Linked DNA regions of Homo sapiens: region 1 is linked to region 2. A link is a loop called in an ENCODE intact Hi-C map of the cell type or tissue named here. Cell type or tissue: PC-9. All regions are shown on one strand. Each heading gives the region's core, and the rest is flanking DNA. Links, peaks and the distances in the headings are about the cores only.

The links. A loop is a pair of places that touch in the nucleus more often than their neighbours do. Peaks named below come from ENCODE experiments on the same cell type or tissue, not always from the same donor. Only the 100,000 strongest peaks of a DNase experiment are listed, where the experiment ranks them.
Region 1: a loop joins it to region 2, with 3 times the contacts of the local background. A loop is called at or near these places in 5 of 110 quality-filtered maps.

The regions. Positions count from the first base shown.
Region 1 is chr20:22,768,481-22,785,062 of GRCh38, forward strand. It overlaps LOC105372567 (a long non-coding RNA gene), which reads left to right and starts at 4,330. Exons shown (of 3, transcript XR_937350.3): 1 at 4,330-4,400; 2 at 5,052-5,156; 3 at 5,260-5,736. In PC-9, for the core only: no CTCF peak of the experiment used is centred there; a DNase peak (open chromatin) is centred at 7,511; H3K4me3 peaks cover 443 bases; H3K27ac peaks cover 2,185 bases.
Region 2 is chr20:22,709,414-22,725,995 of GRCh38, forward strand. No RefSeq gene overlaps it. Among named protein-coding and RNA genes, the nearest start is that of LINC01747, 32 kb to the left of the region's middle. In PC-9, for the core only: no CTCF peak of the experiment used is centred there; DNase peaks (open chromatin) are centred at 7,508 and 8,268; H3K27ac peaks cover 2,188 bases.

The DNA of each region.
Region 1 (16,582 bases), core at 4,315-12,314, 59 kb after region 2:
ACAAATGAGTCTCTACCTTCTGAAAATAAGCTTACAATTTATGGAGCTGCCTTGGAGCTAGAGTTCTTGCTTCCAGCCACTGTAAGTATGCAGAGATTGGGGTGTGCAAATCAATATGCTATGTCTGGTACCCAAACACGGTTTAGCATAAATCTCATTTAAAACTCAACATAAGCTGTGTTTTGAAGATCACATTCCTAAAAGCTCGTAATTCATAACTTCAGATTAAAGGCTTAAAATACAACTTGCCTGTCCTCCAGCTGCTGGAAAAAAAAAAAAAAAAACAGTGATGTCCTTCTGTGCAGGTACAACCTCAGTAGAATTTTTTTTGGCTCCAAGTTGTGTAAGAATCCAAACTGTGAAAACAAACTCAGGCCCCCAGGCCTCAGCTAGAGAAGAGAGGAATCCCAGGTATGCAAAAGTCTGTATGGGATGCCCCTCTTAGTAGGTCAGGGAAAGCTGTTCGTTCCCAGAAAGAAGCTTGGGGAAGGAAGACAAGAGACAAGGGGAAGAGGGAAAGAGGTTTTTGCTTTTCAGCTTGTAGATTCCATCAGGCCCCCATCCAGCTCGGGACAGAGCCCAGTAATGCTGAGTAAACAGCCTGACTCAGGGCCCACTTTTTAGTCAGTTCCGTGTTTATTTGCTTGTTTTTTATTTGTACAGAGAAGAGAATGGTTTGATAAAAGGGAGGAGAGCAAAGATAAAGACTTGTGACATTTGTAGATAAACAACCAATAAAGGAAAGGTGAAAAATGATGATTCCATAGGTTAAGGGAAAGAGAGAAATTGATTATATTTGAAATAATATTTGAAGATAAAGTCCATCTGTGTGTGAAGAAGCATGGGAAATACAAATATGAACTTGCATTTTGCCAGATTATGCTATTTTAGGATGCTAGTGGGACCTGAATGGGACTTTCTTTTCAAGAACTAGAGCTTAGGTGTTCAGATCCTGAAGGTGGTTTCTTTTAGGGGAAAACTTTGATGGAGAAGGGCTGGGTTTGGGAGGTGATTAAGAACAGAATGAATGCATAGATCATACTCTAGACCATGGTCAGCAAATCCATGAGCAGTCACAGGCAACGTACAAACCCACAGGCTGCTTTCCCACTGCAACAGCAGAGGAGAGAGGTTACCACAAGGACTACATGGCATGTAAAGCCTAAAATATTTACTATCTGGCCTTTTAGAGGAAAAATTTGACAACTCTTCATCTAGAAAGTCATGAACACACTCACCTGGGTGCCACTTACCCTGTGATTGTCCAATAATTTTGCTTGGTTGAGTTTTACAAGATTACTATGGTGTTAGTCCTTTTTGCATTGCTATAAAGGAATACCTAAGTCTGGGTAATTTATAAAGAAAAGAGGTTTATTTGGCTCACAGTTCTGCCTGCTGTACACAAAGCATAGAAACTGCATCTGCCTCTGGTCAGGACTTCAAGAAGCCTTTACTCATGGTGGGAGGTGAATGAGGAGCAGGCATGTCCCATGGCAAGAGACGGAGAAAGGGAGAAGGGAGGAAGGTGCCAGGCTCTTTAAACAACTAACTCCCACATGAACTAATAGGGAACTTGCTCATTACTGCAGGGAGGGCACCAAGCCATTCATGAAGGATCCACCCCCATGACCTAAACACCTCCCACTAGGCCCCACCTCCAACAATGGGGATCATATTTTAGCATGAGATTTGAAGGGGCCAATCATCCAAACCATATCAACTAGCGTGGCAACAAATGTAAATATATATATACACACATTCAGACAGACACACACATACAGACAGACACCAACAGACACAGATTCACACACTTACATAAATACAGACACACACACATACACAAACATATACACATGTACACCTGCATACTTACCTACATACAACATAATAAAGAACAAGAAAAAATAAAAATGGCTACATCAGGGAGTATAGAGAGTAGGAATGAGTCAGGGTTCCTCAAGCCTATGCTGACACACCCTCCTGTGTCCCCTGAGCACTCACTGCCCCATGCACTCTACAGACATTTTTACTGCATGTGAGTGAAATCCCCCATTCAAGGGTTGCCTCTGGGCACAGGAATGTGCTTGGTTCTCATGTGGGGCAGCAAAGACATCCCTAGAATGTGCACTTAATCAAGGGTAATGGGAGTTAGTGGACCTCTGGCCCAGCTTCCTCACTCCTGGGGTGGGGCAGCACTGTGGACAGGGAAGTCCCAGAGGGACTAAGCTTCAGTAGCCCACAGATGCCTGAACATGTGTCATTTATGGCCTTCCTCCTCTGTCTCACCCCATTCCCCATTGTTACTCTCTGGGGTCACCCCCAAAATAAGCTGCTGCACTCACAGTCTTGCTCCACACTGCACTCGCAGCCTGTCACAGCTCCAGCATACTCTGACCTTGGCAGTGGGATATTTTGCTCCCTGTCTCCCTTTGCTTGATAAAATGTCCTGTATTTTTTCATATGAGAATAGTAATAGGATGAATTTAATAAAGAGTTGTTGATAATATCTGATTTTCTTACTTGTTACCCAAAACCAAGGAACACATACAAAAAAAAAAAAAAGTAAATCAAGAGTGAGGACTGAGCCTAATCTCCTATGCCATACAAAAAGATTCTAAGTCAAGTCAGGCTTTGGGCATTAGAGGCTCTTTGTTTAAGTGAGCAAAGGAAGAGGAACTGACATTCTGCATTTTCATCTCCTCAACTGGGAGCCATTGGTATATGTCCTACAGCTAGGGAGTCATTTGCTCTACCAGCTGCAAACTTCACACTTGCCTATACCAAGCATTTTTTTAAGGAGTGTACATAGGGCTAGACACAGCTTGGGATGAGGAGGGAGCATGAGTGGCTCTGAGGGAGGAGTCTCTGGGAGGAGGTCACTAAACACACTGATGAACAGTGGTTTTTTCCCCAGCCCTTAAGTTACCAAGAAGAAGGGTAACATTTGCAAAAGAGAGGAGCTGGAGGAATAAAGTGAGAACAACCTTCAGAAAAGAAGGTGCTCAGGGGAAGCAGGTGCTTTGAATAGAGTATGAAAGAATGAAGACATTGAGGATTTCCCCTCATCCATAAGATGGGGGAGGCTTGTTGCATGAGATACCCAGGGGTGGGGGAGGTGGAGAAAGATGCCTTGAAGACGTGGCATCAGGTTTCCTCATTGGACATTTCTTCATGCCTTTTTTGGAGATAGAATACTGGCTTGAATGAACTGAATGGACCCGTTATTTCACTTAATATGCTATTTTGTATGTTTGTAATAAGGATCTCTGTTGCAGAAAATTGAGTCTATTGTGCAAAGTAGGTCATCCTCTCCCTGTTGTAGTTTTGGATCTGCTAGTGGCATCTGTGGTCACCTGTGAGTCTCATGTTTCACTAAATAAAGAGTTGTGAATCACAGCAACTCGGGAGGCTGAGCGCTGCCGGAGCTAGGCTGTAAGACCAGAACCTTCAGTCAGCTCTCTGAGGATGGGGGTAGACTCACGTATGTTCCACTTGGATGCCAGGGATCTGGAAAGACTGGAGAGGAAGCAGTTCACCCAGGCAGAGCAAACAATCATGCTGGCATTCTCTACTTGGAGGGAGAGTTAATAGAGGCCACCAGTGCGGCATACAGACATGGGTGTCTTGCCAGTTCATTTCCAGGTCTAGCTTCTGGGTCTAGCCCAGGGTCCAGCTGCTCCACAAGAAGCTATCACCCAAACGGGTTGTGACTGCAATGGGTGATGTAACTTGGTGTGGTGGGGGTAGAGGAGAATGAGATGAACAATGTCCAAAGATAAAGGATTTCAAAGAGTAAGATTTCTTCCCAGGAAGCAGGTCCAAGGAGAAAAATCTGAATCCATGGTGTCCAATGCCAAAGGCCCTAAGTCCCCCTGTCCCCAAAAGGACAAGAAGATGTTAGACACAGTACGGAAGGGAAGACTTTGCTCCGAGTTAGATGTTGAGAGAACCTCATCATTAATCTGAAAAAGGAACACCACCAACAACAAAACAATTAACACCAAATTAGAGTTGGGGGAGAAAACAAACATACCAAATTAAAAAAAACAGTGGGAAGTGCAAATGATTCCTGATCTCTGCAGAGGCATTTCTTATGGATTGAGAAATGGCCAGCTTCCTGGAAAATTAAGTATATCTCCTGCAGATGCTGTCAGGGATGCGAGGAGCAAGAAGACTGCACTCAACAATAGTCAGTGGACACACAGCAATGGAGGGCGGCTGGCAAGAGCTGGCAGACTTGTGAGAAATCCGACCTTCTGGCTAGGCCCCTAAAGAGTTCTAGAATGCTGCTCTTTCAGATATCTATGGAGACAAAACGTATAGTTTGTTAATATCAGAAAGAATGCAATTCACTGATATTTACTGAACACGTACATGAAAAGCACAGTGACCACCTCTTTGTAAGTAGCAGGGACTTAAACACGCAGAGTTCAGTCACACCAGCTCCTGGCCCGCTGCTCACTGTGTGCTGAGCTCTCCTGGGCTCATAAACCTGTGCTGAAGGTTGTTCTGTGCTGCATTTTCCTCATCAGGATCTCAGCCTTAGAGGGTTTGTGTGTTAAGTTCAAGGTCCCACGTTACTGAGCTTGTTTTTGTGATTCCCTTAGTCTTCCTTTCTTGGTGATGCCACACAACCTCCCAGAAACTAGGGAAGCCATGTCTGATTGCAGACCTGAGGGAGAGCTACAGGTTGTTATTTTAGCATTAGATTTTCTAGCATAAAATATTAAATCCTATCTTAATAAAATGTAGCTTGAGATAAGCTTCCACAATTAACATGGAAGACAAAAAAATGTTTCCTGATAATCATCCGTGAGGCTAGAACTTCTCTCTAAGAATAGAGATATGAATGTCTGCACTAGGAAAGGATGAAGGCTCTTCATTAAGAGGTGGCAAAGTCAACGTTTGAATGGTTTTAGCCTAGTCTTCTCCTTATGAGGATCAGAAAACTCAAAGCCAGCACTGAGGGAATGGTTTGATCTCCTTTCTTGAAGGAAGATTGCAGAAGGGCTTGGAAAAGTGAATGATTAACTTGACCACATTTCTCCTAGGGCCGGGAAGTGAGTGCACTCAAAGCAGGATTTCCTGGCAACTGCTCCAGTAATGTCTTACTGAGAATGGAGAAATCTGGAGGATAAGAGGAAAGAGGAAAAATGGTAAATTACAGACTGTTTCAACAGCAAAACAAAGGACTCTAGAGAAAATCGGGAAACTCCAGTCCTTTGGGGAGGGTAGAAACAATGCACTATTGTTTTCTAGAAGTCTTCATGGAAGATATTTTATCCATGGAACTGCACACTGTGGAAGCCTTGCAGAACCCGTGTCACATCTTAGGGACACACGTCCCAGCCTGCTGGAAATCTGAAGAACCCAGTATGGGGGAGAGGAAGCAGTGTGCAGACCATCTAGTGACATCCATTAATTCATGGAGGAGGGAATTGAGGTCCACAGTCTGCTTCTACACCCCAAAGGAAAAGGGGAGTGTTTTACAACTTATTTGAAATGTGAAGGACTGGCCTGGCACTTAGTGTACTCTTGGTTAATGACATGTGGATTGTTTTAATGATGCCCAAACACTCTTGTAAAGTGGAAAATATAGGCAGCCTGGGGTGCACATCAGGGTCAGCATCAGGGAATATAAGCTCATTAGTAGGTTAACACATACCTCCTTTTCCTGCTGAAAACCATGGCTGGCCTCCAACCAGAAACGCCCCTTCATACTTTTGAAGCAGGTCTTTAGTCTCCCTACACATCTTGCCTTATGTGATCACATTCCTTCCCTCCTGCAGCTGCCCTGGATTGAGAGAAATATAGGAGGCCAGGGAAGAGATTGGGTCTCTTCCCTCTGATCCTGCAGGCTGATGTCCTTCTCCTCCGAGCCACTGCCTTCCTGGGGGCTGCCTCTTGTGTCATCTAAACAGGCAGACATTTCCAGGTTTTGAACCCATCATTCATTCCAGGCCCACTGAGCACAGACTGCATACAGAACAGTGGGGCCTTGCACCTGAGGAGAAAGTGCACCTGCAATTCTGGAAACACGCTGTGGAGGCACAAAACCTCTCTGGGGGCACAAGACTAAGTGGAGGCCTCTGAGAATGGGGCATGGGAGTGAACCATAAGAAGAGAGGGAGGAGTGTGTGAACCAGAGTTCCAGGACTGAAGTCCCCAGGAAGAGCAGGTGGGAAAATCTGGAAGGGAATTTTCATTCCCTTGCGAACTAAAGAGATGGAGTAAAGAGGCCAGTAATAGATTTGGGACTGGACCACAGGGGGCCTCTGGGACCATGGTGAGGACTGGAGCTTTCATGGAGCAGAGGGAGGCCGGTGAGGGTTTATGCAGAGGGGAGGCTTAACTTAGCTTACACCCAGTCTGAAAAGTTCATTTCGGTTGTTGTATATAGAACAATGGAGAGGGGAGTGGGCACAGGGAGGCTAATTAGGGAGCAGCTTCAGTAGCAGGAGGTGGTGCTGGGTTGCTCTAGGATGGAGACATCAGCAGAAGGGACCCGGGCCTGTGTGAGACACCTGTTGAAGGAAGGATCCACCGGGCTTGCTGCTGGACTTATGTGGGGCTGAGGGAGAAGGGGGACCTGCCAGCCCAGCTTGGGGTGGGAGCAACTGGGTAAATATGGTAAACAGGAAACATCAAGAAATAAGATACTGGGTTGGGGAAAGTTACGGTGAGCTCAGCTTTGTACTTGAATTTTAAGTGTCCAGAAGACAAGCAGTAGGGTTTGCTACTTGACTTCAGTGCACTGAAACTTGTTTGCTTTGCACACAAAAGTGGAGGCATTGATACCTCTCCCACAGGGCCATTTTGGATTGAGGAGCTAATCTGCACCAAGTTTTCAGAAGTGGTAAGCAGTATGGCAGTGTGAGATAGAATATCCATTGGAAGAGGAATGTATCAGTTAGCAGGCAGAAATGCTGCTTCCCAAAGAGCAGGGTCAGTGGGGTCATTGTGGAAAGCGGCTGCTAGCTTGAGCAAGCAGCCCACACTCCCCAACAACACATGCATTCCACACTCAATTCTGCATGTGTGTCTATGTGTGTCTGCATTACTGTGAGAGTGTCACATGTGTGTGTGTGTGTGCCTGTGTGTTTGTGTATTTGTGTGCATGCTTATGTGTTCAATTCATAGGAGCTATGAAGAAATAAGAAACAAATGGGAGGGAAGTTTCTAAAATGAAAGCTAAAGAGATAATCCCAGGCTTTGGTGAACATGTTTGAAATTCTTTGCTCTTCTGACCCACGTCAGCAGGGTGACTGGGCAGGAGAAGGTAATACTTCAAAGAGGAAGAGTTTCCTTGTGGACATCCAAGAAACACTGACCAAAGCACTATGGGAATAAAGGAAAATGATAAATGGATAGAAAGTCCTGAAAGGCACACAGAGATGTAGAGATGTGCACTTTTCCAAGTGGAGAGGAATGCCGATTGCATAAATACCTGATAAGATAGTTCCTGGACAGTCTCATCCTGTTCCAGAACATAGGGCAACTCATGAATTCCAAAGAAGCCACTCACCCATGAGTCAGGGGCACAGACACCTGACAATAGATGTCTGCTTTTCTTGCCAAGCTTCTCTCCACCCTGGCTTATTCTTCTCTGGAGAGCTTACTCTCTGACCTCAGGGACAGGAATATAAAACCAGGGGAGTCAAACGCAGCATCCTGTTGCCCTGGCCTAGAAAATAGACCTTGATGTACTTGTCGCCCTAGCATGAGTGATCAGAAGTCTTCCCCAGGATTTTTCTACCAGTATACAGACAAGAGTGTCCAAGGCTGACAAGAAGATCTGCCAGCCACCATGCCTCCAGACTCCCAGTAAGCCCACCTGGAAGGAACAAAGCTAATACTCAGTCAGCTATTGCTGTGTAACAAGTCACCCCAACATCTAGTGTCTTACAACAACGGCATGCTCATCTTTCCTTATTCTTCATTCTGTGGTGGAGGGGCAGCTCTTCTGCTGGTCTTCCTTTGGCTCCTCATGAGGCTACTAAGCACCCAGGCCCTAAGCACATGAGCTTATTGAGCCTCTGCTTGCATCATGTCACTGATGTGTGATTGGCCAGAGCAAGTCATATGGCCAAGCCCAGAGCCAGACTAAAAGTGGACACCACGAGTCATGATGAATCAGGATCCATCATTGTGACCATTGACCGCAGCAAAGTTCAGATGCTCCTGGTGGCATCAAAGTTCATGGTTCTGGGGTCTCTTTCTTGTGTCACCACCATGTGAAGATCCTTGATTGATGAAGACCAGCAGACATCAGAGATTACTCTCATTCCATAATGCAGGGAAATATTTCTAGCCAGGAAGATAGGGAAGAGAGAATACCTTGTTTATTCAATCTGCAGGAAGTGTTTACTGAGAAGATATCAAAACCTTATCTAGAATAAAAAGAAGGATTACACACCTTACCAGTATTCAAGTAGCTCACCATCTGAGAAAATAAGCCATTCACATACAGAAAATTAAAGTACAACACATCGATGGAGACGCCATGAGGCGTCTTACTGAGCATGTACTAGGTGCTTCAACATCCTTTCACAGCAGTTGTGATTTTATCCCACACTCAGAGACAGAACAAGAAAGCTTGGAGAACTCATGCAACTTGCCTGAGGCAGAGCTGGCAAGAGAAGCCATCATAGAGGAGGCAGAACTTTCTACTATGGAAAGTCCCCAGCAGCAAACACTACCCCAGTGCTGTGGGAGGTTCAGTTGTGACGGGTAGGGTGGTGTGAAGCTGCGAAGGAACAGACTGCAGTGCTGCAGGGTCAATATGGTGAAGCAGGGGCTGGGGTTCCTGAGGCCGTGTAAGAAGGGCAGTATTATATTAACTCTGATGGCTCCTACTGTAATCCATGCCCCTAGACTTCCCATTTTACCCATAGTACAGCTCTTCATAATTATATTGTATTATTGATAAATAAAATTATAAAGAGCCACTTTTTAGAAAATGCAGCCAGTGATTTTCCTGGTCCTCCTTCCAATCCTCCTTGGAAAAGTGCCATAAGCAGCCAATGTCAATGGAACATCTTCAACTTACATATTCGAACAACTCATTGGGCAGGCTGAACCTGTGTATTTCATGGATAACAACGAGTTGCCTTTTGATGGCTGGCCTTCTCCAATGCCTCTGAGATGGCAGCTGGCCTGGGCATGGCTATGGTCCAGACATATATCAGATCAGAGGAAAGGATATGTTTTACCAGTGACCCATAGGTAGATGCTCTCTCCTTTAGAAGATCACTGTTTTAGTCCATTCCTACTGCTCTAACAAAATACCTTAGACTGGGTAATTTATAAATAATGTAAATTTATTTCTCATAGTTCTAGAGACTGGGAAGTCCAAGATTAAAGGCACCAGCAGATTTAGTGTCTGGTGAGGGCTGCTATCTACTTCCAAGATGGCATCTTCTCCCATTCAAGTACTAACCAGGCCTGATCCTGCTTAGCTTCCAAGATCAGATGATATTGGGAGCATTCAGGGTGGTACAGCCATAGGCCAAGATGGCATCTTCTTGCTGTGTCCTTGCATGGTGGAAGAGCAAAAGGGTAAAACAGACTCCCCCAAGCCATTTTATAAGGGGACTGATCCCACCACCTCCTAATCATGTTGTAACGGCCCCATCATTTAATACAATTGCATTGGTGTTTCAACATGAATTTTGGAGGGACACAAATAATCAATCATAGCAACCACAATATACCAGTGCCAGCATGATTTTAATATGTCGTTAGTACCCATTCCTGTAGAAGAACATGTGAGGGTCTCAGATGTTCATGGTAGATGCTTGCTTCCCTGTGACTCTGAGGCAGATCTAAGATGTACACTGCTGACACAAACTGAATAATCCCAGAGAACCCTCCAACAATTCTTCTCCCCAGCAGTCTTTGGGCCACTATAATCAGAGCCAAGATTTTAACCTTGGCTGCGTAGACAGACTCTTTGGGAGAAGACACAGCTAATTTTCAAAATGTTTCATTAGAAAGCCTCATTATATCGTCAATTTAAACCTATCCTGACCATGATCCTGTAAAGATTTCCTTCCTCCATCAATCTAGTTCATAGCCTTAGAATTACCTCTACCAAACAAATTGGAAAGAAAAGACCTTCAGATGGGGCAGTAGCAAAGACTGATCAAATCCAGTGAGTTGCTTTGTATTTTCCTGAACCTTGGTTCCCAGGTATGAGAATGATGTGCATGATTAGGAATTAAGAAGAGTCTGGGATCCTGTCACCCATCAAGGCAAAGATTTATCTTAAACTGTCATGCAAAACAAATGTGGCATAGAATAACCAGAGTGTCATGGAAATATTAGTGTGGTTGAAAGTACGTGTGTTTAAAATTTTGTTAATACTGCCAAATTGTCCTAATGAGGGCCACACCAACTTCCTCTGTCTAGAGCATCTCTTTCTTCATCGTCACACAGTATTATCAGACTTCTGTCAAGCTGAACAACAAAAAATGGTGTTTCACTACTGCTATCATTTGCTTTCCTTCAGCCATGAGATGGAGCATCTTTTAATTTTTTATAATCCATAAGTACTTCTTTTCTTGTAGCTATTTTTTATATCCACTCTCCATTTTTCTTTAGGGGTTATATGATTTTTCTTATTGAGTTGTATGAGCTTTCCATAAATTCAGAAAATAACATTTTTATGCATTATGATTGTTTTCAATTTTTTGTCTTCTGCATTTGTTAGTGATTTTATTTTTAAGTTGTCATATTCACCAATTGTGTCTTCAAAGCCTTCATAGATTTTCAAAATTTTCTTAGAAAGGCCTATTTCACTCCAAGGTGATACACATTCATCCATAATTTTATACTGTATTTTTATTATGGTAAAACCTTTGATTATGTGGAATCTGTATCAGAGGAAGGAGTGAGTTGGGGATCTGGGGATATACACATATCTTCTTCTCAAACTTTTACCAATTGTTTTTCTTGGCTCTTTCCTATGGTGCTTTATATTAAGAGGTTTTTCTGACATTGGGCTACTTATTACAACACTTGTCCAAAGTGCATTATTTCCTTAAATAGCCAGTGATTCAAATGTCCTATTATTTAATGTATGTTTTCTGCATCTACATTTGTAATCACACTTGGTCTTTTCAGTTTCTATTTCTGTGCGACAGTGTTTGCTTCCTGCTTTTTGCTCTTTAGATTGCTTATTTTTCATGTGATACATTTTAATATTTTGTTTCTTGATTTATCAACTTTAGATAGTATCTATTGACTCCATCTCATAAAAGAAAACACAGGCATCACACTGGTTTCCACAGCCCTGTACTTCCTTCTAGTTTTGGTCACTTGCACATCTATTTTAGGCCTTTGTAACTTTAAGCAATGTATCTAAATTTGCTTAAAACAATTTGCTCTATTATCTTTTGCTACATAATAAATTACCCTAAAACTAATGGCTTAAAACACCAATACTTATTTATGATTTCTGCTGGTTTCTGCATTGCAGGAATTCAGACAGGGCACAGTGGGGACAGTTTGTCTCTGCTCCATGAGACTGGAGGCCTCTACTGGAAGACTCGAAGGCTGGAGCCTAAAGCCATCTGCAGGCTCATTCACTCATATCTGGTGGTTGATGCTTGTGTTGGCTGAAAACCTAACCGGGACTCTTAGCTAAGATGCCTGCATGGAGTGTCTCCCTGCAGCCCAGGCTTCCTCACAACATAGTGGCCAGCTTCCAAGGGTGAGTACAGAGAGGAACAGAGAGAGAGAGAGACAGAGAGAGGAGATCAGCCAGGTAAAGGTGGTATCCTTTCATGACCTAGCCTGGGAAGTCACACAGCATCATTTCTGCCACTTGTATTCATTAGAAATGAGTCACTAAGTCCAATCCAAATTAAAGGGGAGGGGATCTAGTCTGCTCCATGATGGGAGGATTGCAAAGAATCAGCAGATGTTTCTTAAAGTCACCACAGTGGATGATATCCTTAGAATAAGGATCACGATGTATGATATATGCTGTGTCCTGCAAGGCTTTGCATCCAAAGAATTTTTAGGAGTGCCCATCTTCCAGCACATCCTTGACCATGCTGCTTCTCTCTCCCCACAGTGGATCTTACCAGCCTTTTAGTTCTCAGAGCTACCACTGCCCTTGCATATCACGATACGCGCTTCTGCCTAGAACCCTCTTCCCCACACTTTACAGAGTAATTCACAGAGAATTACTCTGCAAATAATTCACAGATATCAGCTTGGTTGTCACTTCCTCAAGGAAACATTCCCTGACCTCCCTAGCAGGGTTGATCCCCCCGGCTATTCACTGTCACACTGTGGTGTCTCTCTCCTTCATGGCACTTGGTGACAATCTGCATCTCTTTCTAGACAGTAAGGTCCTCGGAGCAGAGACTGCTGCTGTCCACCAGCATCACTTAGCACCTAGCTCACACTCAAAAGTTAGTACACACTTAATAATTACTTGTTGAGTTAATCTGTCTCTTGATTTATTAGACATAAGGAATATCTATCACAAGGAAAAATGTGAAAATTGATACACTCATACTTCCTCTCATTCCTCATCTTCTACCTCTAATTATTTGTTGGTAAAATGCATTAATTTTTCATTGCCACATTCATCATATTTTTCTGGCTATTGCCATACTTTATTTAAAATAGGATTCTTTACTTAAAATAGAAATGTGTTTGAGTTTATCACTTGTGCTTTTGTGATAATGCTTCATTTCATCTTCTAGTTGTTTTTATTTTATTTTCAAGAAGTTTATTTAAAATGTGCCATGGATTCCATAATCATGTCTTCCTTTATGTTTGATAATATCTGTCTGTTGCTTCTATACCTAAAAGAGAACTTGCTGCGTAGGATATTTTTGGGTTACACTTTCTTTGCCTATGCATTCTGTATTGTGAGGCAGTTTTCTTGGCTCAGAGCTCAAACTCTGTGTGTGACTACTTGGTTTGACAGCTTTCTCCTATACTAACTGTATAATCTTTCTTTTATTTTGCTGAGACAGGGTCTTTCTCTGTTACCCAAACTGGAGTGCAGAGGTACCATCTTGGCTTACTGCAACCTCTACCTCCTGGGCTCAAATGAACATCCTATCTCAGCTGCCTGCCCCACCCCCACCCCAACCACCATACAAGTCTAATTTTTCTTTTTTTTTTTTTTTTTGTAGAGATGGGGTTTCACCATATTGGTCAGGCTGGTCTCGAACTCATGGGCTCAAGCAATCTACCCACCTTCGTCTCCCAAAGTGCCGGGATTACAGGCATGAGCTACTAAGCCCAGCCTAACTGTACAATCCTTAGCAAGCTAATTAATCTCTTCATTCCTCAGTTTTCTCATCTGTAAAATGAAACAATAATGATGTTCTAGACAGGATCATAGCAAGGAAGAAAAGGCATAGTTAAACTGGTAATTTGAAGACAGTTTAATAAGGGAATATTTGCAAAGTGTCAGCTACTGACAGCAGAGTGACTTTCTCTACACCTCTCTCACCCCAGGCCTGAGTGAAAAACAGGAAGGAGCAGTTTCTAAACCCAGGGACAAGGAGGGACATATGAATAGGGCCTCTTGACAGGAGCTAAAATATATTGTCAAAGGATAAAACCAGAAGCGGGGGAGCTGGAGAAACACATAACTCATCTTTCCTCCTTATCTTTGGGTCATGGTCTCGAATGGACAAACCCAAATGGAACCTTGAGAACAGGAAAACTAAAAGACTATTTAGCACCACCCTGGTAGCTTGAAACTGGGCATAATGGAAGTCTGTCTACCACAGGCATCAAAGGCATCAACAAATACTGCAAACATGGGCCTCTTTGTTGGAGAGCCTGTTGTTTAACATTTACTAGCACACCACTTTTTCTGAGACAGAAATGAGGGTGGAGGTGGGTGGAGAGGGTCTCTGGAAGGACAAAAGTAAAAATGTTCTGCCACCAATTCCCGTGAGTATTAAGTGAGAGAACAAAGACATACCTTGTTTTCTTGTGCTTCCCTTCGTTGCATGTCTTTGATAATGCAGTTTTTACAAATTGGAGTGTGTGACAGCCTTGAATCCACACCATTTTTCCAACAGCATGTGCTCACTTCTTTCTCTGTGTCAAATTTTGTTAGCTCTCATAATACTTCAAATTTTTCTTTATTATTATATTTGTTGTGATGATCTTTAATCAGTGATATTTGATTCTAATATTGTAATTGTTTTAGAGCACCATGAACCGTGCCCATATAAGATGGCAAATTTAATCTAGAAATAGTTTGTGTGGCTTTTGTTTTTCAAACAGTCTCGCTCTGTCACCCAGGCTGGCATGCAGTGGCATGATCTCGGCTCACTGCAACTTCTTCCTCCTGGGTTCAAGTGATCTCCTGCCTCAGCCTACCGCATAGCTGGGATTCCAAGGGCACACCATGACACCTGGCTAATTTTTGTATTTTTAGTAGAGATGGAGTTTTGCCAGGTTGGTCAGGCTGGACTTGAACTCCTGGCCTCAGGTGATCCACCCGCCTTGGCCTCTCAAAGTGTTGGGATTATAGGCATGACCTACCGCACCCAGCCGTTTATGTGTTTTGACTGCCCCACTGACCAGCGTTTTCCCTTCTCCTTCTCTCTACCTCTCCTAGGGCCTCCCTATTCTCTGAGACATAGTAACATGGAAATTAGGCTAATTAATAACTGTACAATGGATTCTAAGTGTTCAAGTGAAATGAAGAGTCACATGTCTCTCATTTTAAATCAAAAGCTAGAAATAATTGAGCTTAGTGAGGAAGGTATGTTGAAAGCCAAGATAGATGGAAAGCTAAGCCCCTTGCACCAAGTTAGGCAATCTGTGAATGCAAAGAAAAAGTTCTTGATGGAAATTAAAAGTCAGAGAACATATAAATGATAGGAAAGTAAAACATCATTATTGCTGATAGGAAGAAAATTTTAGTGGTCCAAATAGAAGATCAAACCAAAAGAAAATCAAACAAAAACCTAATTCAGAGTAAGCTCTGAACTCTCTTAAATTCTATGAAGGCTGAGAGGTGCAAGAAAGCTGCAGAGGAAAAGTTGGGAGTTAGCAGATGTTCATTCTTGAGGTTGGAGGAAAATAAAAAAGCCATCTTCATGACATACAAGTGCAAAGTGAAGCAGCAAGTGCTGATGTAGAAGTTGCAGCAAGTCATCCAGAAGATCTAGCTAAGCTATTGTTGAAGTTGACTACCCTAGACAACAGATTTTCAGTGCAGATGAAACAGCCTTATCTTGGAAGAAGATGCCATCTGGGACTTTCATAGCTAAGCAGAAGTCAAAGACTGGCTTCAGAGTTTCAAAGGACAGACTGACATTTTAGGGGCCAATGATGCTAAATCTACTCTGCCTGTGCAGAGTAGATAAATATGGAACAGCTAAGCTTGGATGACAGAACATCTGTTTCCAGCAGGGTTTACTGAACATTTGAAGCCCACTGTTGAGACCTAATGCTCAGAAAGAAAGATTCCTTTCAAATTATTACTGCTCATTGACAATGCACTTTGTCACCCAAGAACTCTGATGGACATGTATGAGGACAGTGTTTCTTCATGCCTGCTAACAAAACATCCATTCTTCAATTCATGGATCAAGGACTAATTTCAACGTTCAAATCTTATTATTTAAGAAATACATTTTGTAAGGCTGTAGCTGCCATAATTAAATAAATTACTATCTAATTTATCTGATGGATAAATTAAGTTGGGCAAAGTAAGTTGAAAACCTCTGGAAATAAATTGAAAACCTCTGTAAAGGCTTCATCATTCTAGATGTCATTAAACTATTTGTGATTAATGGGGTAAGGTCAAAATATCAACATTCACAGAAGTTTGGAAGAAGTTTATTCCAACCCATTGATGCCTTTAAGAGGTTAAAGATTTCAATGGAGGAAGTCACTGCAAATGTGGTTAAAAAAAAAATAAGAGAACTAGAATTAGAAGTGGAGCCTGAAGATGTGACTAAATTGCTGGAATTTCATTACAAAAAAGCCTCAAACTCGGGATCATGCAATATACCCTTGTAACAAACCTGCATGTGTAGTCCCTGGATCTAAAATTAAAATTAAAATTAAAAAATTCCTGAACAGATGAGGAGTTGCTTCTTATGAGTAAACAAACTTAATGGTTTCTTGAGATAGCATCAACTCCTGGTGAAGATGCTGTGAACATTGTTGAAATGACAGCAAAGGATTTAGAATATTCCATAAACTTCATAAAACAGCTGCAGCATTCGAGAAGGTTGACTCTAATTTTGAAAGAAGTTCTACTGTGGATAAAACACTGTCAAACAGCATCGCATGCTACAGAGAACTCTTTCCTGAAAGGAAGAGTCAATCAATTGTGGCAAACATCATTGTTGTCATCTTTTAAGGAATTGCCATACCACCTCAACCTTCAGCAATCACCACTCTGACCAGTCAGTGGCCATCAACATTGAGGCAAAACCCTCCACCAGCAAGAGATTACAAATCACTAAATAAAGACTCACATGATCAATAGCATTTTTCGGCTGTATTTTTAAATTAAAGGATGTAGGTTGTTTTTTCTTATATAATGCTATTTTACACTTAATAGACTACAATATAGTAT
Region 2 (16,582 bases), core at 4,824-12,823:
TTTGTTTGTCCAAGAACACCTTTATTTCACCTTAAATATTGGATAATAGTTTCACAGACTACAGGAAATTTAGATTGGTGGGGGTTATTGTTCCTCAATATTTTAAACATTTCATTCTATTTTCTTCTTGCTTGGATGATTTGAGAAGTCAGATGTGATTATTTTTGCTCCTCTGTAGATCAAGTGTTTTTTTCCTCTGACTTCTTTTGAGATGTTTTTCTTTATTTTTTATTTTCTGCACTTTGAATATGATATGCCTAGGAGTCATTTTTCTGGCATTTATGCTGGTTGGTATTCTTTGAGCTTTGTGGATCTGTGGTTTGTTGTCTGACAAAAAATTGATGAAATTCTGTTACTATTGCTTCAAATGTATCTTCTGTTTTTGTCTATTATTATTATTATTTTTTTTGAGGCAGAGTCTCTCTCTGTCACCCAGGCTGGAGTGCAGTGGCGCAATCTTGGCTCACTGCAAGCTCTGCTTTCTGGGTTCACTCCATTCTCCTGCCTCAGCCTCCTGATTAGCTGGGACTACAGGCACTCGCCACCAGGCCCAGCTAATTTTTTTTTTTTTTTTTTTGTATTTTTAGTAGAGACTGGGTTTCACTGTGTTAGCCAGGATGGTCTCAATCTCCTGATCTTGTGATCTGCCCGCCTTGGCCTCCCAAAGTGTTGGGATTACAGGCGTGAGCCACCACGTCCAGCCTTATTTTTTGTTGTTGTTGTTGCTATAACAAAACGCCACAGATTGGGCTATTTATAAAGAAAAGAAATGCATTTCTTACAGTTCTGGAGCCTGGGAAGTCCGATATGAAGGTGTCAGCATCTGAGGAGGGCCTTCTTGCTGAGTCATAACATGGTGAAGATCATTTTATGGTGAGAGGGCAAAAGCATGTGTGTAAGCCTAGGTCTTTCTTCTCTTCCTATAAAACCACCAGTCCTGTCATGGGGACCTGATGACCTAATCTAATCCTCCCAAAGGTCCCACCTCTAATCAACATGTGAATTTGGTGATTGAATTTTCAACATCTGAAATTAGGGAGACACACTCAAACCACAGCTGCTCCTTCTTCTTCTTCTCCTTCTGGTATTCGCATTACACATATATAACCTCTTTTGTAGCTGTTCCATAGTTCTTGGATATTCTGTTTTATTTTTTCTGTCTTTTTCTCTTTGCTTTTCAGTATTGGAAGTTTTTATAGACATATTCTCAAGCTTAGAGATTCTTTCCTCAGCCATGCCCAGTCTACTAATGAGCTTATCAAAGGCATTTGTTATTTCTGTTACAGTGTTTTTGATATTTATAGTTTCTTCTTGATTCTTTCTCAGAATTTCCATCTCTACTCACATTATCCTCTGTTCTTGTATATTGCTTATTTTGTCATTTAGGGCCCTTAGCATACTAATCATAGTTTTAGGAAAATCGCTGGTCTTACAATTTCAACATTTCTGCCACATCTGACTCTGGTTTTGATGTTCACTCAGTGTCTTCAAACTTTGTTTGTTTTTTGCCTTTTAATATTCCTTGTGTTTTCTTCTAGATACTTGAATATGATGTATTGGGTAAAAGGGATGCCTTTAAACAGGCCTTTAATGATGTGGTGGTAAGGTGTGGGGGAAGGGGAAATGTTCTATAGTCCTGTGATTAGTTTTGAGTCTTTCAGAGAGTCTGTGACTCTGGGTTGTAAACTTTGTAAGTGCTTTTCTGTCTCCCCACTTCTTAGGTGGGACATGATGGATAGACAAGTCAGGAATTGTGTACTTCTCTTCTATGTGGAAGGGTAGAGCTGCTGGAGTTGGGAATTTTGCTTCTCCCAGGCAGGGTAGAGTCTGGTAAAACTTAACCTTAGGTTAGGTTCTGGCTAAATAGTTTCTCCTGAGGGCAGATCTTGTTAAAAAGAGCAGAGTGCTCTGGCATATTTAATAATGGTTTCTATTTCCCTCCTCCTGCCAGAAGCATGAAGAAATTTTTCTCCCATTTTTGTTGTGAAGCATGCTGGGCTCCTGGAGGTAAAACTCACAAAAGTGTTGAGGTTTCCCTCTAACTGCACTCTCCCAGCCTGTTTTCATCTTGCTGGCTTGGCCACGCTGAACCTCCAGCAATTTGTCAGTTATGGGTCAGGTCTTCCTACCACAGCATGGGTTCCCACAGAGGTGTCTGCTTTGAGTTTCTTCTATGCTAAGTTGTGATTCGCTGTACCACCATCTTTACACTTTTAAAGGCAGCAGTTTACCTTGTGACCTTACTTTTCTGAAGAGTCTATAAAAAGTTATTGATTTTGTAGTTTGTTCAGCTTCTCACTTGTTGTGAGGACAGAGCGACAGCTTCCAAGCTCCTTACATGCTGGACTGGGAAGTGGGAGTCAGCATTGTTTTAAGTTGAGAAAGTCACAGCGCAGAGAGGCTGGCTTGCCTATGGCCACCTGATTAGCAACAGAGATACTTCTGTGAAGCAGGTCTTTAGACATTAGGGTATGAGTAGACTCCATGCCTTCTCTCTAGTTGTTCCTCAGAGATACCACAAAGAAACAGAATATAGGCTTGCATCTTTTGCAAAATGGTTGCAATCCACTTTGAACTGTGATCAGCCATTTGTTGGAAGCTAATTTGCTCTGCTAGTGGCTGTTATTGTGCTTGATATGGGGATGAGAGGGAATGTTTACTGAATGTCCACCATGTGCCAGAGACTGTTAGGACTTTCATGCACTCTATCTCCTTTAATCATCCTCAGGGATTAATGGGCTAGATCCTATTTCAAAGGTGAGGAAAAAGGTTTAGATCAATGGACCAGATACCACTTTAAAGATGAAAAACAGGTTTAGAGGTTAAACAAGGTTAAATGTGGTCACACAGCTTGTAGGAGGTGTTCTTTAGATCTCTGACCCCCAGGGCCCATGCATGGTGTTTGGGGCAGGGTCTGGTGGAAATGTTTTAGGCAAGAAATGAAACCCACTAACCCTGACCCTCACTTCTTTGAATAATAAAGAGAAGTGACTTCTAGATAAGATGACTATATTTGCTATCTATGTTGTATAACAAATTACTCCAAAATTTAGGTGATTAATACAACAAATATTTATTATCTTTGTGGGCCAGGAATCCATTTGTGGCTTAGCTGGGTGTGTCTGATTCAAGGGCTCTCATGAAGCTTCAAATTGTGGGCCAGGGCTGCAGTGTCATCTGAAGGTCTGATGAGTTGGGAGTGGGTGAAGCTCACTCATGTGGCTGTTGGCAGGCTCGGCTCCTTGCCATGTAGGCTCCCTGTACAGGGCTGACTTACTACCTGCTGCCCTGGGGTGAGCAATCCAAGAAAGGGAGGAGAGGGGGCGGGGGGAGGGAGAGAGAGAGAGAGAGAGATCGATCAAGACAGAAGCCACAGTCATTTTTTAAAAAAAATTATCTTTAAGTTCCAGGGTACATGTGGAGGATGTGCAGGTTTGTTACATAGGTAAATGTGTATTATGGTGGTTTACTGCACCTATCAACCCATCACCTAGGTATTAAGCCTAGTATTCATTAGCCACTTTTCCTAATGCTCTCTCTCCCCCAACCCCACCCCACTACAGGCTCCAGTGTGTGTTGTTCCCCTCCCTGTGTCCATGGGTTCTTGTTGTTGAGCTCCCACTTATAAGTGAGAATATGTGGTGTATGGTTTACTGTTCCTGTATTAGCTTGCTGAGGATAATGGCTTCCAGCTCCATTCATGTCTCAGCAAAAGACATGATCTTGTTCCTTTTTATGGCTGCATAGTATTCCATGGTGTATATGTATTACATTTTCTGTATCCAGTCTATCATTGACTGAGTATTTGGGTTGATTCCAGTCTATCATTGACTTTATTCAGTCTATAATTGACTGGGCATTTGGGTTGATTCCATGTTTTATTATTGTGAATAGTGCTGCAATGAACATACGTGTGCATGTATCTTTGTAACAGAATGATTTATATTCCTTTGGGTATATATTCGGAAATAGAATTCTTGGAGCAATTGGTGTTTCTGGTTCTAGATCTTTGAGGAATCACCAGACCGTTTTTTCACAATGGTTGAACTAATTTACATGCCCACCAACAGTGTAAAATTGTTCCTATTTCTACACAACTTTGCTGCCATCTGTTGTTTCTTGACTTTTTAATAATTGCCATTCTGACTGGCATGAGATGGTATCTTACTGTGGCTTTGATTTGCATTTCTTTAATGAGCAATGATATTGAGTTTTTTTTTTTTTAATACGTTTGTTGGTTGCATGAATGTCTTCTTTTGAGAAGTGTCTGTTCATAACCTTTGCCCACTTTTTGATGGACTGGTCTGTTTTTTTCTTGTAAACTTGTTTAAGCTCCTTGTAGATTCTGAATATTAGACCTTTGTCAGATGGATAGATTGCAAAACTTTCTCCCACTCTGTAGATTGCCTGTTCACTCTGATGATAGTTTCTTTTGCTTGCAGAGGCTCTTTAGCTTGATTAGTTCCCATTTGTCAATTTTTGCTTTTGTTGCAATTGTGTTTGGCAATTTTGTCATGAAATCTTTGCCCATGCCTATGTTCTTAATGGTATTGCCTAAGTTTTCTTCTAGGGTTTTTACAGTTTTGGGTTTTACATTTAGGTTGTTATTTCATCTTGAGTTAATTTTTGTATAAGGTGTAATGAAAAGGTCCAGGTTCAATTTTCTGCATATGTTTAGCCAGTTTTCCCAGCACCATTTATTAAATAGGGAATTCTTTCTCCATTGCCTATTTTTGTCAGGTCTGTCAAAGATCAGATTGTTGTAAATGTGTAGTTTTATTTATGAGTTTTCTATTCTGCTCCATTGGTTTATGTGTCAGTTTTTGTACCAGTACAATGTTGTTTTGGTTACTGTAGCTTTGTAGTATAGTTTGAAATCTGGTAGTGTGATGCCTCCAGCTTTGTTCTTTTTGCTTAGGATTGTCTTGTCTATACAAGCTCTTCTTTGTTTCCACAGGAATTTTAAAATAGTTTCTTCTAATTCTGTGAAGAATGTTAATGGTAGTTTGATGGGAATAGCATTGAATTTATACATTTCCTTGGGGAGTATGGCCATTTTTATGATATTGATTCTTCCTATCCATGAGCATGGAATGTTTTTCTATTCTTTTATATTTTCTCTGATTTCTGTGAGCAATGGTTTGGTTCTCCTTGAAGAAGTCTTTCACTTCCCTTGTTAGCTGTATTCCTAGGCATTTTATTCTCTTGGTAGCAATTGTGAATGGGAGTTCATTCATGATTTGGCTGTCTGCTTGCGTGTTGTTGGTGTATAGGCATGCTTGTGACTTTTGCACATTGATTTTGTATCCTTAGAGTTTGCTGACATTGCTTATCAACTTAAGAAGCTTTTGGGCTGAGACAATGGGGTTTTCTAGATATTGGATCACGTCATTTGCAAACAAACACAATTTGGCTTCATCTCTTCCTATTTGAATACCCTTTATTTCTTTCTGTTGCCTGATTGGCCTACCCAGAACTTCCAATACTATGTTGAATAGGAGTGTTGAGAGAGGGCATCCTTGTCTTGTGCCAGTTTTCAAGAGGAATGAAAGCCACAGTCTTTTTACAACCTACACTAGAAAGTGATGCCCTATCACTTCTGCCATATTCTGTTCATTAGAAGGAAGTGACTAGATCCAACACCCACTCACGGGAAGGAAATTACCTAGGGATGAGAATATCAGGAGGCAGGCATCAGCAAGTGCCATTTTAGAGGCTACCTGCCACAATGACCATTTGTTTATTTTCCCAACACAGTCTCAATCTATGCCTTTAAATATTTGTCCCGGTTAGGTTTCTTCTTTCCCTGTTTCTCTTTTCTTCCTTTCCCTCTAATTTCTATACAAATAAAACTATAAGCTATAAGGTGGGGCCAAACACGCTTGAAAAAATAAAGAATATTTACATAGTCAAAAAATACTCCCCTTAGTATACATATTTATTACAAAGGGGAAAAAGGTAGCTTTACAGTGGAGAAGTATGGCAGACATCACCTGAATTTGACGACAAAACCTAACTCATCAGCCACAGGACAAGTCGAAAGCATGTACAACTTGATAGGATGGAATAAGAAGAACACAGCATCGTGTATGTGATATTCCTGCTGGAGATGCATATCCTGCATTTAATCATGAGAGAACATTAGACTAATAAAATTAAGGGACATGCTATAGTCTGTACTCTTCAAAATGTTGGAGTCATGAAAGTCAAGGGGAGACCAAGGGACTCTTCCAGATTGTAGGCAATTAAAAACACATGTTGAATAAATGCAACCTGTGATTCTGAGCTGCATCATTCTTCTACAAAAAAATTACTGAAGTAATTGATAAAACCTGAATGAAATCTCAGGACTAGATGGGGTAATGCATCAGTGTTAATTTCCTGATTATGATGGTTCTATTTTGGTTATGTAGGAGAATGACCTTGTTTGTAGGAAATATATATTATCATAATCAGAAGTGATGGGACATTGCCTTAGCAACTTACTCTTAAATGGCTTCAAGGAAAAAAAAAGTTCTGTACTTGTAAATTTTTATAACTTGTAGAAGTACTTACAGCTTTTCTGTAAGTTTAAAGTTGCTTCAAAATATAATTTTAAAATGCCACAATTAGAGTAATAAGTTATATGATTACCTCACTTGTGGATATAGATGCTCCCCTAAAAATTCTCTCTCCATACTTATTGCTGCCCAAAATACTAATTCATTCTCATAGTTATGTCCTTTTCTCTAGAGAAAAATCTTGTGCAAAGCAATGTGGAGGACAAAGCAAAGTTCTGTGGCAGAACTTTGGAATGTCAAATCTTATTAAACTCTCCTATGCAAAGGAATTAGAAGAACAAAAATAAATCCCAGGTTTGGAAGCTAAATTTATATGAAGGAGAAGTTGAAAGATATTTCATTACCCAGCAAATTCTTAAAATGTCATTTCAGTCCAAAAGTGAAACTCTTGATCCACTATGAGGCCTTTACAAATTAAATTAGCCTCACTTATTTCCATATTTAGTCTATAAAATAGAAACAAAAAGGCATTTGTACATTCTACCAAACTATATGCCAATGATCGTAGCCCAAACTCTTTCTTTACATAGGTTGTCAAGGTTGTTACCACAAAAGCAGGTATCGTACACTCCCCAAGGTTCACAGGACCTGGGTAAGAGAAGAGGAAAGGCAATGAAAGTGTGAAGATCCTTGAAATAAAGATGATCTCCAATGGTAGTAACACCAGAATCCAGATACACAGAAACAGACTGAAGAAATGAGAGGAATAAAAGGGAATAAGTAGAAGTTGGAGTTTATAAGAAACTCCTGTAGAAACTATTCAATACCTGAATAACTGCAAATACTTTAGGCAAATGATTATGAGGAACTTAGAAGATATAAGTAGCTTTTGTAGTTTTTGCTTTGCGGAAGGAAGGAAGGCTGTGACTACTCCACTTGCCTTGGCTGGAGGCCATGTGCAGGTGGGTCCTTCAGCGGGCACTGTGTGGTTCCTGGCTTCCACCCCACCACATCATCACTGTGGCCTCTGACTGCTTGCTTCTCTTCCTCGTTCTGCACTCTCCTCCAGCTGAGTTTCACTTAGCAAAACAGACGATGTTCAGTCTTCACAGGTGGGAGTCATGAAGGTCAAACATTACATTCCCCAATTTGATCTAATCGAAGACATACCCTCCCCAAATCTAAAATATGTAACACACTCAACGGCCTCTGCTTTGTTGATTCTGGGAACTACACCAAACACAGTTTTGAGACACTTGCTATTTCCTTTCCATCTAGAGCCACTCCTCACTCTCCTCATATTTTCCCCTGAAGCTGTTGGATTTATTTCTAAGCTCTGGAACCTTGAGTGGGATGATTCATATTCCAAGTATTTTTTCCTTTTTTATACATTTCTTAAGTTATATTTTTCAAGGAATTTGTCCATATCATCTAAGCTGTGCAATTTATTGACATCAAGCTGACCATAATGTACTCTGACCATTCTTTTGATGTCTCCAAAATCTACACTGTTGCTTCCTTTTCCATTCCTGATATTAGAAATTAGAGTTGTCTCCTTTTTCCTTGATCAGTTCAGCTAAAGTTTCATTATCTACATTTGAAATCCAGACTCTGTCCCTTTTCCTTGTCCTCAAATGCAATTTGGTCAGAAGCTGGAGGATTTACAGGACTGGGTGAAGTCAGCGTTGGTTGAGGAGGGGAGGGTGCAGATGGGGTCAGGAGCAGAACTCTGAAGGTCAGGAGGCTGATAAGGAGGGAATTCAGTGACTCAGAACTGGGTGGATGCAGCGCTGAAGTGTAGAATAGCCATGGTTACACACCCTTCCGCAGTTGTTATAGGGATATTTCCTGGTAATGTATTGTAAAAGGACAATTTCCCAGTATATTTTGCTCAAGTCTGGAGAACTGAACATTTACGCTCTACAGCTATGTATTAAACTCACAGGCACTTCAGACAAGTTGAGATGTATAGTGTAGATCTCTCTCTAATATGGGGAAGAAGCGACACAGGACTTGAGACTCCAGAAAGGGCAGAAGAGCTGCTTCTTCAAAGCTCTGTCTGTGTAAACCATAGTTACCTCTGAGATGTCGGAATGATGGTGATTCTTAGTTTCCAGTGTTTTACCATGGCATGCGTTATTATTTAATAAGAAAACCAAATATTTTATTATTATGCATGCTACAATTTTGTGTACTAGGAAGTGTGCTAAACAGAAAGAAAAATACCAATAAAATGAGTTGTAAATGAGCTGTAAATAATATAAATGAATAAAATCAAATATATAAAATAAAATAATACAAATGTGAGGCCACGATGAAAAACAATGTATGTATATAAAGCCTAAGCTTCTTTTTATAAGATACCAAGGCCTTCCCTTTGGTCTCAGATCAGACCAGAATAGAGCCCTCAGTCTGAACCTCGGGGCATTAATTTTTAAGACTTGGTTCTTCGTTTCAATGATGACATGCTTGCTTGGGTTACGCAGTAGACACTGCACCCGTGTAATCTGGAGTTGCTAGCTGACCTTCCCCTGAGATGCACAGTGGAACAAGGACAGTTCATTCAACCTTCTGCAGAATCCTGAGTAGATGAGAGAGCCAAGTGGAAAGATCTGCTGAATGTGAATCTTTAAAATTGCAAGCTCCTCCAGGTTGGCCACATGCGCGTGAAGGGTAGACCACCCTCTCTCTCTCTATGTGTTCTTGATTTAGCCACTTGCTTTTCAAGATTCCTTTGTGCCTGGATTTAAAATGGGAATTTGGTCTGTCTTATAATTTGTGAGGTAAGATCTTTAAAGTGAGAGACAACACTGAAAGATAAATGTATGAAGAGATGATGTTATGCATTCAAATTTAACACTCATCAAGAACACATTAGACTGTCCCTTAGAAAAACCCACCAAGTGCAGTTGTTTTGGCTTCTTTCAGGGTCTGGGATCCCTTTGTGAGCCTCATGACGCAAGGACCTTTGCTTCATAAAGAAGGCACGAAATGTGACTTTAGAAAGCTCATGATTTCCAGAACCCAGAGTGGATCCTGGTTCAGAACGACTGCTCCAAGGGCCACACTTCTGCGCAGGTTTCCCCAAGAGTGCATTTGGAGGAGGACTTGAGGGATGCTCCCTGGTGCTCCTCTGTCAATGCTTTCTTTGTTTTATTCTGCTTTACTCTAGGTCTTCTCAGAGCTCTCAATATGGTTACATGCATGGGGAATCTTGTTTCTCAAACTTGCTCTTGGAGCAGAGTTGCAGTGGGGGAAGTGTGGTCTATGGGCACAGCTCCCACTAGGGCCTGCAGCTTCCTGGTTCAAGCAGAAGCCTTGCAAACATATTCATCTGGAAAAAGCATAGCACAGAGGCCCCAGTTGCAGAGATGCTCCGGAAGCCTGAGGTATGCACAGGGCTAGTGAGCTAAGAATATTCCTCTGTCGCCTTTTCAAGGACAAGGGAAGCCAGGGTGGAGACTGTGCTGAGCTAAGGTAAATATAAAACAATCCCAGGGCGGTCCCTCAGAGGAAGGCTTAGCTCCCCGGAGCCTTGGGTAGAGACGCTTCCTGCCTGCCTCGGGGAGTCCTCCTGCCAGGAAGAGGCCTCAGACTCTGCTATGTCTGGCCCTGTGGGGTGATCCCACGTGCTGGGAAGGAGGGAAAAGCAGGGTGGGGTGGGGCACCCTGACATTGTTTCAGATCTCCTGCAGTACGCCTCACTACATGATAAAGCAAAACCAGACTTTGTTTTAAAATAAAATTTTTATTTTAGATTTTTTTTTCTCTTATGGCCTTCCCCAAAGACAGATTTAAAAGAAATTATTTTATTATGGAAAATTTCCTGCAAATGCATGCATCAACTTCCATGCACTCGTCGCTAAGGTACTCCTGACCCGTGTCCTCTGTAACATCCAGCCCTCCTGCAAGGCCCCACTGGACTATTTTGAGGCAAAGCCAAGTATCATATAATTGCATCCTTCAGCATGTATTCTAACAGATCAGGGAATATAAATCCATACTGTGATACCATGAGCATACAAAAATATCATCACTTCATGTTATGTAGTAAGTTTCAATTGAGACTTGCCATTTCCTCATTGTTTCATGAATGCTTTTTAACAGGATTTTGTACAAACAGAATCCAAACAAGTTCTGCATGTTATATTTAACTGATATGCCCTAAGTTTCTCTCTCTTTTTTTTTTTAAAAAAAAAAAAAACAACAACTGAGGCTTAAAATGCCTGGCATACTGTCCAATGATTTAATTGTGTAGCTTCGTGAATGTTTAATAACGCCTATCTAGAGTCACATTGCACTGCTCAGATCAAGATGTGGACATTCCCAACTCCCCACACCTCTGGCTCCTTCCGGTCATCACCCACCCACCAGAGGGAATCTGTGTTCTGGCTTCCCTCAACACAAGCCCTTTAGCCTGTTCTTTCTGAAAAAAAAAAAAAAAAAAAAAAAAAAACCACCAAAAAAAAACTTTAATGTTAGTTTCAGGGGTACATGTGCAGGTTTGTCGTATAGGTAAATTACATGTCTATGTCTTGGGGTTTTGGTGTACAGCTTATGTTGTCACCTGGCAGATAAGCATGGTACTCAGCAGGTAGTTTTTCAATCCTCACTCTCCTCCCACCCTCCACCCTCAAGGGGTCCCAGGTGTCTATTGTTTCCTTCTTTGTGTCCATGTGTACTCAATGTTTAGCTCCCACTTATAAGTGAGAACATGTGGTATTTGGTTTTCTCTTCCTGTGTTAGTTCACTTAGGATAATGACCTCCAGCTCCATTCTTGTTGCTGCAAAGATCATGATCTCGTTCTTTTTTTCTGGCTGTGAAGTAGTCCACCTCTAGCCTGTTCTTAAAATTCATAGAATCTTACATACAGTGTGTGCTCTTTCCTGTCTGATTTCTTTTGCTCAGATTCCTGCCTGTAGACTCTGCCATGATTTTGCAAATGTTGCAGTTGTCATTTTTTTTTGTAGTACTTCATTGGTGAATGTGGTTTTATTTTGCTGTCTGTATTGATATGGATTGCTTCTATGCTTTGGCTAGTACTAATAATGCTGTTATGAACATTTCTGCCCACGTTTTCTGGTAACATAGCACTCCCCTATGAAATGTTTCGACCTCAGGGTAGGTACACTTTAGCTTTCGGAAATGTCCCCAAGTAATTTTCCAAAGTGTATGAATTCCACTTGTCACACATCCTTATGAACACTATGTTATCTTTTTGTTAAAGCCCATTTTGATATAGAGTAAAAAGATTATCCCCTTGATTAAATTTAAGGTAGGCTCCTCTGAGTTCTCCTTTCTTTAAATTTTTTAATTATACTTTAAGTTCTAGGGTACATGTGCACAACGTGCAGGTTTGTTACATATGTATACATGTGCCATGCTGGTGTGCTGCACACATTAACTTGTCATTTACATTAGGTATATCTCCCAATGCTATTGGGAAAACTGGCTAGCCATATGTAGAAAGCTGAAACTGGATCCCTTCCTTATGCCTTATACAAAAGTTAATTCAAAGGATTAAAGACTTAAATGTTAAACCTAAAACCATAAAAACCCTAGAAGAAAACCTAGGCAATACAATTCAGGACATAGGCATGGGCAAGGACTTCATGTCTAAAACACCAAAAGCAATGGCAACAAAAGCCAAAATTGACAAATGGGATCTAATTAAACTAAAGAGCTTCTGCACAGCAAAAGAAACTACCATCAGAGTGAACAGGCAACCTACAGAATGGGAGTTCTCCTTTTAATAGACCTCAATTTTGGTCAATAAATCCTTGAACAAGCACAAACAGTTTCTAACAGCACAAGACCACATCCCCAAGAGGATGCTAGCCCTCATTTAAATTGCCTTCCTGGGAAAACTTAAGGCTGTTAAAATAATTTACAGTTTGTTTCAGCCAATACCTGAGGATAGGGCTTCTGTCTTCCAGCCCCAGTCTCAGGAGGATGAGACCCTAACACTGAGGATTGTCAGCCTGGTCTCGTTTACACGGGCTGATATTTCATGAATTTTAACTTTTCTGTATGGCCTGCCCACTTCCTACTTCTTCATTCTCCTTTTAAAATGCCAGTTTACCTGCGTACAAATGGAAGTTGAGTTCCCTTCATGGAGGACTCTTTTCCCTATTTCACTAGTTATTACTAAAATCGGTCCTTACCCCTTTACCTAGTGTCGGGCTGTTTATCTTTGACAGTAACAATAGCTCATCATGGCTTTACTTTCCATTTTCCTGATGGCTGATGAGGTGGAACATCTTTTCACATGTATTTGGGTTTCTTCTTCTCTGAGGTATCTATTCAGGTTCCTTTGCTCATTTTTTTTAAGCTGTCTGTTTCTTAAGTGTTTTTATATAAGTTTTTTTTTCCCTCCTAAAATGGCATGTGAAGAACAAATTATCCACAGAGGTTTAGAATAGAATAGATTAGACATGGACAGTTTAAAGGTGAAAGAATAGAGCCTAAGAACAATGAAAATGATAAAAGTGTTGGTCTCTTTCGAGGATTTAGAAAGAATGGGATTATGCAATGGATCTTTTGTTATCTTCCAAAAGAAATCCATTTCTTGGGAACAAGATGAGCATAAAAGTAATGAAACACAAATGACTTCGTGACTTATATGAATGATGGAAAAAGATGATTATTGGAAAGACATTATACTAATGTATAATAATAGAAAGCAAATAAAAAGAGTAAAAGTTTGGAGAAGGTTATGAGTTCTATGTAAAACTCTTCATAAAATATTCTACTCTTTCTACACTATGATAAGGCTCACAAAAATACATAACATAAAAATAGTCATATTTTATCCAGTGGGTTTTAAATATTTATGGAAGTCCTCATGATTCTCTTTAATAATGACATTTTTGTATATAAAATGTCAAGTGATCACTTCCTTAAGCTTATGTTTTCTTGGGCTGACATGGCCCATTACCACATGTTCCTGCTGCAATCCATCCCTGTCTCCTTTTGAGGCTGACAGCAGGGTCAAGGGCTCCCTGAAGGGCTTGTTCCATTGGGTGTGGGACTTCCTGCCCAAGGGCCTTGCCTTTCCTGAAGGAAAAGTGAGGCTGTCCCAAGGGGAAGGAAGAGGAGCTCAGAGCTAGTAGAGAGGCCCACTCCCAGGGACATCCATGCAGGGGGTGAGGCACTGCTGGGATGCTTCTGATGGGGACAGTCCAGCCAGCATGCCATTGCAGCCACAGCCATCCCAGGGCAGTGCCAGTTGCAACTCAGTCCCCCCAGCAGCTGAGTACAGACGTCACCAATTGGTGGCCCACCAGCAGAGAAGGGCTGCCAGGGGCTTGGCCGTGGAGCCTACAGGGCACCTGCTCAGCCAGCCTGCTCCAGTCCCCCATGCTGGGGTGGGTGCTTCAGAGCTTTCAGAGCAGATTGAAGGGTGTGGAAAGAACAGAAGTGAGATAAGAAAGGAGAAAGTGTTAAGGACCCGAAAGAAAAGTCATGTGAACACAAAGAGAGTCCACAGCAATGTGTCCCATCCAACAATCCTTTGACCATGGGGAAGCAGCCTTTCCTTTGGGGTCATGGCTGGTGTGCTGGGTCCAGGGCTGCCTTGCTGAGATCTGCTGAAGCAGAACACAGGTGCCAGCAGAGCACGGGGTTTGGGATCAGATAGGCTCTTTACTGGGCCATGGGACCCTAGGCAAGATTTTTTTGTTTAAATCTTTCTTTATTTCAATAGCTTTGGGGGTACAAGTGGTTTTTGCTTACATGGATGAATTGTATAGTGAGGAAGTCTGAGGGTGATGAGGCACCCATCACCTGAGTAGTATATATTGTACCCAATATATAGTATTTATCCCTCACTCCCTCCCACCTTTTCTCTTCTGAGTCTTCAAAGTCCGTTACACCACTGTATACTTCTGTGTACTCAAAGCTTAGCTCCCACTTGTGGTGAGAACATGTGGTATTTGATTTTCCATTCCAGAGTTACTTCACTTAGAGTAATGAAGGCAAGATGTTTAATGTGTCTGCAGATCAGCTTCTGTTTGTGCTGTGCTCATGAGCTGAATCACTGCAGGCTGAATCCCAGCTGCCCAGCTATAAATGTTTGCCTCAAAGAAGGTGCTCAGACCAGGTGCGGTGGCTCAAGCCTGTAATCCCAGCACTTTGGGAGGCTGAGGTGGGTGGATCATGAGGTCAGGAGATTGAGACCATCCTGGCCAACATGGTGAAACACCGTCTCTACTAAAAATACAAAAATTAGCTGGGGGTGGTGGTGAATGCCTGTAATCCCAGCTACTTGGGAGGCTGAGGCAGGAAAATCACTTGAACCTGGGAGGCGGAGGTTGCAATAAGGCAAGATCATGCCACTGCACTCCAGCCTGGGCAACAGAGAGACTCTGTCTCAAAAAAAAAATGAAATAAAATAAAAAAAGATGCTCGGTGAATAGGAGACTCCTTTGAGCGCTCAGTATGTAGGTTGGGCAGCAGCTAAAGAATGATGCAGATGCCTTCTTTATGGAGGATTTTGTTTTGGAGAAGCCCCTCTCACCTGCCTGACTTCCCTGTGGCAGAGGTCAAGTCCAGTTCTCAGAGCTCACACCTCTGTCCAGTCAGCCTGGCAGCCCCTCCCAGAGGCACATCAGGGCAGGAGGTGAGGGTCAGTCCTGGTAGATCTGGAACCAGTACTGGCCTCTCGAAAGCACCAGTAGACAGTGATACCTGCCTGGGGCTTCACATCAACAAAGATAAGTGGGTAAACAATACTGGATAAAATGGATGAGCCACTATCTTTTTTAAAATATGATTTTTTTTTTTGAGATAGAGTTTCACTGTTTGTTGCCCAAGCTGGAGTGCAGTGGCTCGATCTCTGCTAACTGCAAACTCTGCCTCCTGGGTTCAAGCAATTCTCCTGTCTCAGCCTCCATAGTAGCTGGGATTACAGGTGCCAACCACCACACCCAGCTAATTTTTGTATTTTTAGTAGAGATGGGGTTTCACCATGTTGGCCAGGCTGGTCTTGAATTCCTGACCTCAGGTGATCCGCCCGCCTCAGACTTCCAAAATGCTGGGATTACAGGCATGAGTCATTGCACCGGGTCATTTTAAATTTGATTTTTAAAACATCTGTGTCATCACTAAATTCATTTGGCAATCCAGCTGGTGGGGCTATTTGGTAATTTTTCCTCCATGATGTGTTAGAGCTATACTCATAAGTTTACCATCTTTTCTTGTATCTTTTATCTTACTCTTTTTCCTGTTCCAGGGACTATGTAAATAAGAAAACAGCATTCACACCTTTTTATTGCTTACCTGAATTAGTTTAATGACCATTCCTTTATTTCATTGCTCATCATTGTTTTATCCCACAATCCTTACTGAATACTCCCATGGCCCATGTGCTGGGCTTAGAACTGTGGACTCACAACATGCAGGTCCCTAAAATCAAGGAGCTTGTGTTCATGTGAAGGAGATCATCAAACCAAGCATCATATTAGGATTGGGGTGTGCTCTAGGGCATTCCCTGCAGCAGTTACAGTGAAGCTAGGAACACTCAATGCTCAGCAATAGAAGAGCTGAATCAGTTGTGGGCTAGTTATACTCTACCCTACTAAGAAGCAGTTAAAATGAGTGGAGAGGATTTAGATATAGTGACAGAGGAAGACTGAGACACACAGCATAATATACTCTTCAGTAAGAATATATCCTGTTCATGTGTGTGTATGTGCATTTCACATGTATGTCTTAGTCTGTTTGTGCTGCTATAACAGAATACCACCAACTAGGTAACTTATACCCAGAAATTTATTGGCTCACAGTTCTGGAGGCTGGGCAGTCCAACATAAAGGTGCTGGTTGGTTTGGCCATTTGGATTCCAAGATGGCACCTTGAACGCTGAGTTCTGCAGTGGGGAGGAAGTCTTTGTCTTCACTTGGCAAATGGCAAAAGGAGCCAAAACTTGCCCTTTAATAATAGCATTAATCCCATCGATAAGGGCAGTGCCTTCATGACCTAATCATCTCTTAAAGGTCACATCTCTAATATTATGATAACAGCAATTTACTTTCAACATATGAGTTTTGGAGAAGGCAAACATTCAAACATAGCAATGTAT